Linked DNA regions of Homo sapiens: region 1 is linked to region 2. A link is a loop called in an ENCODE intact Hi-C map of the cell type or tissue named here. Cell type or tissue: IMR-90. All regions are shown on one strand. Each heading gives the region's core, and the rest is flanking DNA. Links, peaks and the distances in the headings are about the cores only. Region 1 overlaps PTPN12 (protein tyrosine phosphatase non-receptor type 12). Region 2 overlaps CCDC146 (coiled-coil domain containing 146).

The links. Hi-C counts contacts between places; a loop is a spot of excess contacts. Peaks named below come from ENCODE experiments on the same cell type or tissue, not always from the same donor. Only the 100,000 strongest peaks of a DNase experiment are listed, where the experiment ranks them.
Region 1: it touches region 2 in a loop (3-fold over the local background); 2 of 110 quality-filtered maps call a loop at or near these places.

What each region holds. Positions count from the first base shown.
Region 1 is chr7:77,542,611-77,547,997 of GRCh38, reverse strand. The region is part of intron 1 of PTPN12 (protein tyrosine phosphatase non-receptor type 12); the gene reads right to left. Among named protein-coding and RNA genes, the nearest start is that of PTPN12, 8.0 kb to the right of the region's middle. In IMR-90, for the core only: no CTCF peak of the experiment used is centred there; no DNase peak of the experiment used is centred there; H3K4me3 peaks cover 278 bases; H3K27ac peaks cover 140 bases.
Region 2 is chr7:77,252,377-77,257,763 of GRCh38, reverse strand. It overlaps CCDC146 (coiled-coil domain containing 146), which reads right to left. Exons shown (of 19, transcript NM_020879.3): 5 at 3,201-3,258; 6 at 1,255-1,431. It overlaps LOC102723791 (a long non-coding RNA gene), which reads left to right. Exons shown (of 6, transcript XR_927688.3): 4 at 509-563; 5 at 2,289-2,366; 6 at 4,887-4,961. Among named protein-coding and RNA genes, the nearest start is that of CCDC146-AS1, 6.4 kb to the right of the region's middle. In IMR-90, for the core only: no CTCF peak of the experiment used is centred there; a DNase peak (open chromatin) is centred at 3,173; H3K27ac peaks cover 2,450 bases.

The DNA.
Region 1 (5,387 bases), core at 314-5,313, 290 kb before region 2:
AAAACACTCCTCATCAAAACACTCAGGAACACAGGCCAATTTCATAATAGCATTTAAGCTGATATTCCTTTGGAAATCCTATTATTTGGGTACATAAGATTTTCTTATTTTATACACACTGACCCTGTTCTTCCCATCTAAAACCCACAGTTCTATCTCTGTTTATCTCCAAGTCTTTGAAAGTGTTGTTGCCTTTTACTCACCTAGTTCACCTGACAAACTCTTCCTTCAAAAACCAGCTCAAATGTAGCATCTTTGTGGAAACTGTCCATGATCTATTCAGACAGATTTAGGCTCTCCTGTCTCTCTGGCTTATATTCCGAATATACTTCCACTGGAGCAGTATGTCATCTCAAATTCCTTTGACTACCTTCTATATACTATGTTAGAAACTTTACATATATTATCTTGTTCTTTCCAGGTAGGTATTAGAGCCCCAACTTCTCTAGATAATCTGCTCAGAATCACAGCAGGGCCAGGATAGAAATTAATGACTGTATAGCTCCTAAACTCCTTATCTTTCCACTAGTCTAAGGGACCCAAACTCCTTGAGAAACTAAGAGCTATGAACTTTCTTCCCCCTAAAATGGGCTTACACACAAAAAATATTATATATAATTTAAAAGGGTTCAAAGATTCCCCTGAAGCCCACCCACTGCCCCCAGGAAAAGTCCCGCTGCTTCTCACAGGTCTGTTCAGTTAGTAAACTTCCTGAACAGAGTACTGCCATGTTTTCAACTGTCAATTCAAAAACACAGTACCTAGGGCATAGTGGGCACTCAGGTATCTCCATAAATACCTTCTGTATGAATGGATAAATGATAGAGACCATGGATGGATGACAGAGACCATGGATGGATGACAGAGACAAATCTTTGCATTCCTTCAGAGCCTATCAGGACAGTCACTCAAATGTTGTTAAAATAGCTTTTTAAATGCCGATTAGATATAAAAGTTATTACAGGAAATGTAGATATTAGCACACTTCCCAAAGCCTCTGAGATTATCATGGTCCACGATATGACTAGGCTTTGTGTCCCCACCAAATCTCATCTTGAATTATAATCCCTATGTAATTATAATCCCCCATGCTATTCTCCTGATAGTGAGTTCTCACAAGATCTGATGGTTTTACAAATGTTTGGTAGTTCCTCCCATGTTCATTCTCCTTCCTGCCACCTTGTGAAGAAGGTGCCTTGCTTCCCCTTCACCTTCCACCACAATCGTAAGTTTCCTGAGGCCTCCCCAGCCATGCTGAACTGTGAGTCAATTAAACCTCTTTCCTTTATAAATTACCCAGTCTCGGGCAGTTCTTCATAGCAGTGTGAAAATGGACTAATACAGTCCACACTCCACTTTCTCCAAAAAAAACTTTTAGGGAGCAACTACTGTTTGCTTCTTATATCTGCCATAGGCCAGCTACAGACCCTACAATACTGTACAAATGCAAACAAGATTTTTGTGTGATTTCAGAAGGAAGGAGATAATTGTCAAGGTTTGACTGCATGAATCTAAAGAAACTTAAATACTACAGGAAATATAAAATGCTGGAAGAGGAGTTCAACTCATATTTGGAAAAGACTAGTGGTTTAGAAATTGCATATCACCTGATTTACCTTATCAAGTTTTCAACTCAAATCTAATGAAAGGCTTTTTTTCTTGTGATATTAAAGATCAAACTTTACAAAGGAGAAAAAGTGCTTTAAGATTAACTGTGCTAAAATATTTATTCTAGAAGGTGAGAATTAATCACATTTTTGCTTCTGAGTTTTTGGTGAACATGGTGAAGTCATTTTAAATTTTTAGCTTTCTCATCTTCCAAGTACTGGTTTATAAAATAAAAGGGGAGACCATCCTGGCCAACATGGTGAAACCCCATCTCTACTAAAAATAAAAAAAGTAGCTGTGTGTGGTCACGGGCGCCCGTAATCCCAGCTACTCAGGAGACCGAGGCAGCAGAATTGCTTGAACCCAGGAGGCGGAGGTTGCAGTGAGCTGAGATGGTGCCACTGCACTCCAGCCTGGCAACAAAGCAAGACTTTGTCTCAAAAAAATAAAATAAAATAAAATAAAAGGGAAGCTTTCTGAGGGAAAAAGTATGTTCAACAGTACAACCACAGATAAGCAAGATTTCATTCATTTAGTAGGTATGCTCAAGGACCAGGAATAGCTTCCTTCAAAAAGAAGAGAGGATACATACCAGAGTATAGAAGTTTAACACTGGAAAGGTACTGTGACATTATGTTAAGAAGGTTCTGGAATGCCAGGCTAAGAAGTACAGACTTTATCCTATAGGCCTGTGATTCTCAACTAGGACCAAAGTTACAAAATTGGATGAAAACTTCCAGGTGAAGTATTTTTTTTTAATTATTAAAAAAAACTATATATATATATTTAAAATTGGAGGGAGCTGAGAAGGGAAAAATCAGGGAATCAAATCTCTCTGGAAAGAGAGACAGACATAATTACAGTTTGAAAAAGGAGCAGCACTTGGATCATATGTTTTGAATTGACTTTCAAAATACACATTTAAAATTTCCAATAATTGTAATGGTCATCAAAGGGAGCAATGAGTTTTTTTAACTTATATTTTTAATAATAAAAATTAAACCATGCTTCCAGTGCAGCCCACATCTCCTGATTGTACAACCAGTATGGTTTCCATTAGCCTACAGATGCTGCCACTTGAAAGTGAGTATGATGTGTTGAATGGACTGGATGAGGAAAGAAACTAGAGGCAAGTAGAGAACAACAGATATCACTTGTAATCACTCTCTAAATACCCACAAATTCACTATTTTTGAAGAGATACCGATGACATGATATCTTGATTTTATTAAGTCCAAAGCCAAAAGTTTAAAAGACATTTTATTAATACTCTAAGACAATGTCAACAAAGTATGATCCATTGGGTGTGGGATGCACAAATACAGAAGTTACCTTAAGAAACTGCAGCTAATAAAATCATATTTATTTAAAATATTTGAATTCAATGTAGCTCTTATCTTGTATTTTCTTTTTCAGTGGATACTGAAAATACAACGAGTTATGTGAGCACATCTGTGTAGGAGGGGAAGAAGCAGTTCTCATGATCGTCTAGAAGACAAACCCTTGGACCACTGAAGAATTCACCTGAAGAATAAATCTGTCTTACAGCATTAAGTTTGTCTACAATGTCTGCACATGCAATGGACATTAGTGCCTATTAAATGCCAAGCACTATATTAAGCAATGGGGATACAGGGATAATTAAGTCCCAGTCTCTAGCCTGGGAGGCGTTCAGTCTGGGGAAGACAGAAATGTAAATATTTATGAATCTAATGAACTCAGTGCTACAGAAACACAGAAGTATTTAACATATGAACAAAAAACCTACAGCCACCTAAATGTTAATGTCTTACTTTCAGTTTCATCCTTTAAAAATCCTTTTTCCAAGTTAAATATCAAATATTGATGGAAAAAAGTTAATATATTTTGAAAGTAAATAAAGTAAAACATTCTTGAGAATGCTTAAAGTAAATTTTTAGTTTACTGTCTCAGTGAACCATGTCTGGAGAGTTACTTAAAAGTTCACTTCCACTTCTGAAGTTAGTTGATGTAAATATGTTTAGGTGAATACTCATCAAAGGATGGATAAGAAAACCATAACTAAACCAGTGGCACTGGGTAAGCACTAAGATTAGCTCAAATGCAAGGACTGGAAAATATTTCCTATCACTCTAGCTTTGAAAGACAAATTAAGACACACAAAATCTTACAAGCTAACCACAAGAAGATACCACTTCACACCCAGTAGGATGCCTATAATCAAAAAGACAGCAACAAGTATCGGTGAAGATGTAGAGGAACTGGAACCCTCATATATTCCTGATTGGAATGTAATATGTGCAGCAGCTTTGGATAACAGTCTGGCAGTTCCGCAAAATGTTAAACATAGTGTTACCACGTGACTGAGCAATTCCACACTTAGATATATACCCAAGAGACCTGAAAATGTGTCCACACAGAAACTTGTACACAAATGTTCATAGCTGCATTATTCACATTAGCCAAAAAGTGGAAACAATTCAAATACCCATCAACACGATGAATGGATAAACAAAATGTGGTATCTATACAATAGAATATTATTCAGCCATAAAAAGGCCAAAAGTACTACGGATCAATACTATAACATGGATGAAACTTGAAATCATCATGTTAGGTGGAGTCAGTCACAAAACACCACATATTGTATGATTCCATTTATATAAAATGTCCAGAATACTTAAATCTATGGAAACAGAAGGTAGATTTGTGGTTGCCTGGGGCTTATGGGAAGGCGGGGAGTGACTGCTAATGGGTACAGAAAGTGAAGAAAATGTCCTAAAATTGATTATGGTTATTGTTGCATAACTTCATCAATGTAATAAAAAACTAGTGAATCATAGACTTTAAATGAATAAATCTTATGGTAGGTACTTATATCTCAATAAAGCTATTATTAGTTTTTTTAAACCTATAAGCTACAACACTGAATAAACAAATGATTAAAATTTTTATATTTATCAAGACTGCAACATAAGATCTTCCCAGGCTAAAGAGGATATACACATAGACAAGAAATAATAAGAAAAATATTCTCTAGTTCTCTCTTTAAAAAAAAAAAAAAAAGGCAGTGGAAGGGGCACACTCTCCTTCAACCAATCTTCCTCTAGCTCCTACCATCTACTTTCAAAATGTTAAAAAAAATGGAAAGACACTAAACCCACCCTTCACCCTATAATCTAGCTTCTTCCCATACCCCAACCCAAACTGTTTTTTCTAGTCACCAAAGCACTCCTATGTGCCAAATGGAATAGGTACTTTCTCAACCTCACCTTACCGGTCCTCCCAGCATTATTTGACTCTGGTAATAACTCCTTTCTTGAAACTCTCCCTGGCTTTTCTGACATCTCTGGTTCTCCTCCCTCCTCCTTGACCACACCTTCTCAGGAACAATCACTAGTATATCCTTCTTTTGGCTGTTATTTTAAGACTGATGTTCTTCAACCTAAAGCTGGTCACTCTATAAGTTTGTTGGAATAAGCTCATTCACTCCCATGCTGTCGACTATCTCCTACATGCTTATATTATGATGCCTACATCTTTAACTCCGTCCTGTCAGAAATCTTGAGCTCTACATTTCTACTGGATGTCTCAGAGGCACCGCAGTTTTAACATGTTGAAAATTAAATTTATCCTCTTCTCCCCCTGAAACTTCCTCCTACAATGTTGTTTGGTCTCCTCTACTTGTTTCTCCTCCCTCACTCCTTACTCTACCAAATGGTATTCTCTAGCTTGGGTGACAGATACCAAGCTAGATATTTTGCGAGTCATAACACTATACTCTTTTCTTCTTTACTACC
Region 2 (5,387 bases), core at 111-5,110:
GAGGTTGTCATTGGACTTTGGAGCCAGGGGTAACACACATGCAGGGAGGTTGAATCCGTCACTGCAGTGTGGTGGGCGAGACATTTCTCTGTGGGATCTTGCTCAGTCCTGGGGCAGATCAAATTTTGTGGGGCTGAAACTTGTACAATCTTGGGGGCCCTCGTTAACAGAAAGAGTAAACAATTACAAATGCTAACTTAGGTGCAGCATCTTGGAAGAGGTTCATGCAAGTGAGGGGCCTGAAGCTTAAGCTTCACTGGGTTCCTGTTAAATCCATCTCTGCTAGGGTCCTATGTTCTGGACAGTAGCTGGGCACATCTTGGCTGTCTGCTCTAGGACTGTTATAGAAAAACAGGTCAAAGTGTATCACCATTATCCCCTAAGCCAATGAGTTTCAGATGTTGTTTTTAAAACAACTCTAGGTTATTAAAACTGTTTTGAGAGTCATTTATACATTTTTCAAAGTAAAATGAATTTTAATTCATTATCTCCTAAAACATAAATACAGGCCTCTCATCCCTTTTCTACTGAGAGGAAGTGGAATGCACTCCGACAAGGATAAGGTAATACAAATATATGTGAGAGGTTAGGACATTTGGTTGTTTTGGTATGTGTGTAGGTGTGTGTGTGTGTGCGTTTTGTTGTTGTTGTTGTTTTTGAGAGGGAGTCTCACTCTGTCACCCAGGCTAGAGTGCAGTGGCGCGATCTCAGCTCACTGCAATCTCCACCTCCCGGGTTCAAGCAATTCTCCTGCCTCAGCCTCCCAAGTAGCTGGGATTAGAGGCATCCACCATCACACACCCGGCTAATTTTTGTATTTTTAGTAGAGACAGGGTTTCACCATGTTGGCCAGGCTGGTCTCGAACTCCTAACCTCAGGTGATCCACCGCCTTGGCCTCACAAAGTGCTGGGATTACAGGTGTGAGCCACTGTGCCTGGCCATGGTTGTTCTTCAAGGAAACAATTGTGTTTGTGACACTTGTTTCTAATGTCCAGAAATGTTTGGTGAGGTCAGGAGAGACCTTTTCCGCAGGGTGAGGGCTCCGAATTATCGAGTGATACTCCCAAACACCCTAAGGTCTTTTGTGCATTCCCAGAGCCTAGATTTAGTTTGATAGGATCAATCGCAATGCAGATATTTCAGTTTGTGAGACAATACCCCTCTTTATCCAACCTGCTGGTTACTCTTGATACCCACACACTTTTATATCCATGCAAGGCACAATGTTTAAATATCAACGGTAAGTAGCACACCTTTAGGACGACCTGATGTCCCAACAATTCTTCTAGTTCCTTCTGCTCTTTTAATAATTGCTTTTGTTTAGATGCCAAATCTTCTCGTAAATTTTTAATTTCTAATTTCTTCTGCATTATTTCTTTACGTAATTCTTCAGTGCTTTCTCTCAATATTTTCATCTTCTTCTCCATTTCCTTTAAAAGTCGTGAAGATGATTAGGTTATATAGTCTGAGCAAACATTTATCTACCTAAAAACTGAACTAAAACTAATTTCACCCACCATTTTGATTATATTTGTTTTGAAGTTCATGAATGATTTCTCACAAGGTTAAATGATTTCTCATAAAGCTAAATGCAACTTATGATTTCTGACATCTTTAACAAAGGCATGATAATGATACTGCATGTATAATTAAACACAACATTATATTTGAATTATTTTATTAGTGCTCTTTTCTATCCTCCTACATTTAAAAACGTTTCATTTTATGTGTCAATTTTTATTTCATACCAAGAAGCATGAAAAAAAATGTACAGTCTGTTTTCTAGTAGCTTTGTGATCTGACAAAATCAGATGCCAATAATCTTTGAATATCTGACTTATGGTTAACCTGAGTCACATGGGAACTAAAGACAAAGGTGTTCATATTTGGATACCCAACACTTTGCACTCCTTAATCCCCCACTTTCTTATTGATATTACTTCTCTAGCTCATGCACATCCTCCCCAAATACCATCTACCCCAGAATCATCAAAGATCTTTGTCTCATGTCTGATTACCTGGGGAGGGTTTGACTTATGGGAGAGAAGGCTTCTTACACTCAGAAGGTCTACACGTTACTCTTACTAATGACGAAGTGCTGGGTCTATTTAGCCTGCCCTGGGCTTTCTGCATAGCTCCCTCCTCCCACCACTGCTGGGTGAGAGCATCATTGGTGATCCTAGGATCTGAATGAAAATTCAAAATGTTTCTCCCATAAAATCTGTATTGTAAATGATGGTTTGGCATACTTATTTGAATTAATAGTATTTTACTCTATGCTAAACAGGTTTTATTGTGAGCTGGCCTTGGAATTAAACCACCACCAACACACTTTTGGATTATCAGAAGGTGGAAGGAGTGCAAAGTATGGTGACCATTCTATTTACGTTCTATAATAGATTGTAAAAAGTGGCCACGAATTCCTCCTATCTGCAGGGTATGCATGTCCCTTTGCATTGTCTTGATCCTTCTTCCCATTAAGAGGTAGGGCCAACTTGATTCTAGACTTGCCCATGTTATAATACTTGCATTGGCCAATGGGGTATTACCAAAAATGATTTTAGCAGAGGCCCAAAAAGGTCTTACATATTGGAGTTTGCTCTTTATTGAGTCTGGAAACCCTTCCACCATCATGTGACCAACTAGTGACATGTGACCTTAGACCAAGTAGCCTACCAAATGGCTGGTATATGAATGGAGCTATCCTAGATTACCCAGCCCCAATTCGGCCAGCTCAGACCAGAATATTCGGAACTGTGAAAAAATGAAATGGTTGTTGTTTTAAGCCACTAAGTTCTGGGATGATTTGTTAGGCAGGAATAGATAAGTGATACATTTTCTTTGTAAAAATTTGTTGTAATAACTTGAGATGTTCAGAGAGCTATGAGGGTGATAGCTATAGCAAAATAATATTTTTAGTGTCAACCACAGAATCTTTTTTTTCTTCTGAAAACAAAGCAGATATTGTCCAACTAAATACAGCCTAAATTAGATGCCAAGTTGCTAAAGTCTATAATAGGCATCACTTATATTTACTCCAGAAGTTATGTAGCTAGTCTTTTCAGCATCATTCACAGTTAAGACTTTAGAGTCTTTAAAATGTTTCAGGCTATGGTGGTTGTGATAAACATTAATATTTATAAAAAGGGATGATTGAATCCAGCTGTATTTAAGAAACTCTATATCATCTAAGACTTACTCCTGGCTTTGTTATCTTCTCAAATTCTTTTACTATGATGATTTTTTCTTCCTTTAAGCTGCAAAAAAAAAAAATCAAGTTTGAAAAAGTACAAAGAAATAAGCTCTTTCTGTAATAACAACTTTCTATCTTCTCATCCCAGAATGTCATTCCCATGCTTGTCGGCCAGGCAACCTGGTGTCCATTCTTTATGACACCTTTCCTGAATCACAGGTGCATTGGGGTGCTTCCTCCTCCCCAGGACTCCCACCCAACTTTGTGAACACAACCCACTTAGAGGAGTTATCTCAGCACATTATAAATGTTGGGGACCACGGGCCTCGGGACACAGGGTCCTTCCCAGCAGGCTCTGGGCTTTTTCTCCTTTATGTTACTTGGAATGGGCGGGTGCCTGCCTGGATTCCTGCTACAGCCTCCCAATCGATCTCCTACTTTGCCTGCATCCACCTTTGCCCATTAAAGTCAATTCTCCACCCATACCACAGTGATTTTTTAACATGTAAATAAGATCACTTCACTTCCCTGCTTGATAAATTCCCATCACACCTGGACCAAAATTTGAACTCCTTTCCCAAACCTACATGGCCCTGCCTCATCAGCCTCTCTAGTCTCACAGCCTGCCACTCTCTGTCACCAGTCACACTGGCTTTCTTGCCAAGCTTGATTCTACCTCAGGGCCTTTGCCCTATCTGATCCCTCCAGCTGGTATGCTCTCGCCACAGATCTTTGCATAGCTCACTTCTTGCTTCATGCAGACCTGTACCGATATCATCTTCTCATAGAGGTGCCTGGCCATCTATCTAAAACAGTACCAATAGTCCTCAAAACTCTTTCCTTGTTTTGCTTTACTTTTCTATACAGTATTCATCATGACCTGACATTATATTACACATCTCCCCACTAGAAAACCTAGCTCCCAGTTTACCACTGCATCATCATTGTCTTAAAAAGTACCTGCGTATAGTTGCCATCCAGTAAAAATTAATATGAATAAATGGAACTAGAATTAGTTTTGTCCCCATCTTCATTATTTAAAATAATGTATGTGCTGAATGAGATACGGGCATGCATATGGAAATAGATCGTCACTCAGAATGACCTATTGCACCACATTCTTCTACATCCAGATTGCAGAAAACCCTCACAGAAATCACAGAAGAGTCCACAGTTGTTCAAAGGTGTGAAGAAGGGTTATTTGAAGAGCTCAGTTTCAGTTTTGTGTGACAATTGCATTCCTGAGGTATAACGAATGCTAGAGCCAGAGGAAACTTGACAGAGATCCAGATGTGATAGGGACATGGATACATAAGAGACTGAATGGATATTTCAGGTGAAGGGCAGATTTAGACCAGGAGCCAAGTCTAAGTGGTTATTAGGTATGGGTATTTGAGGACAATTATTTTCACTTTTGTTTCCACTACAAGCTATTAAAATTGTGGCATGAACTCATAAGCAGTCCAGGTGGGCACACCTTGTCTACACTTCTATCCTGTCATTGGCTAAGTTTATAAGGATCTGCCTTTGGCCCTTGTGACAGACACATTGGCATTGTTTGCTGCACCATTTTCCCTTCCTGGACACACAGGGGGACTATATTTCACAGTCTCCCTTGCATTTGGATTGGAGCCATTGGACTAATTTGCCCAAGGAAGGTGAGTGGAAGTAAGTAACAAATGTCTTCCCCAGCCATGTTGAACTTGGAAGGCACGTGCTCCCGCTGGCAAAGCTAAGGACAGACGTGGCTGCATGACTTGCACTGGACTGTGCTATGAGTGAGAAACAAAATTCCATTGAGTTCTTCTGCTGAGATTTTAAGATTTGTTCTTATTGCATAGTCTAGCTGAAGCCTAACTTCTCCTTTTCTTATTCTGTATACCGTTTCCACAGTGCCAGTTACAGTGATGCGTTAAACATCCTTATTTCCAGTTCAGAATTTCCCTGGAGCTCCAAATTTTTATGTTTAATTTCTTACTGGGCAATTCCAGTTGTGTATATCAAAGGCCCATCAAATTAAAACTCATTATCTTCCCATCTGAAACCTACTGTTTTTCTATTCCTTCTTTTGGTAATGGCATTTCAATTCACTTAATTTTCAAAATTATAAACATGAGCGTCATTCTTGAAGCCCGTTTCTTGCTTCTTTCAAGATTTTTTCTTCATTTTTAATTTTCAAGTTTTACTGTGATG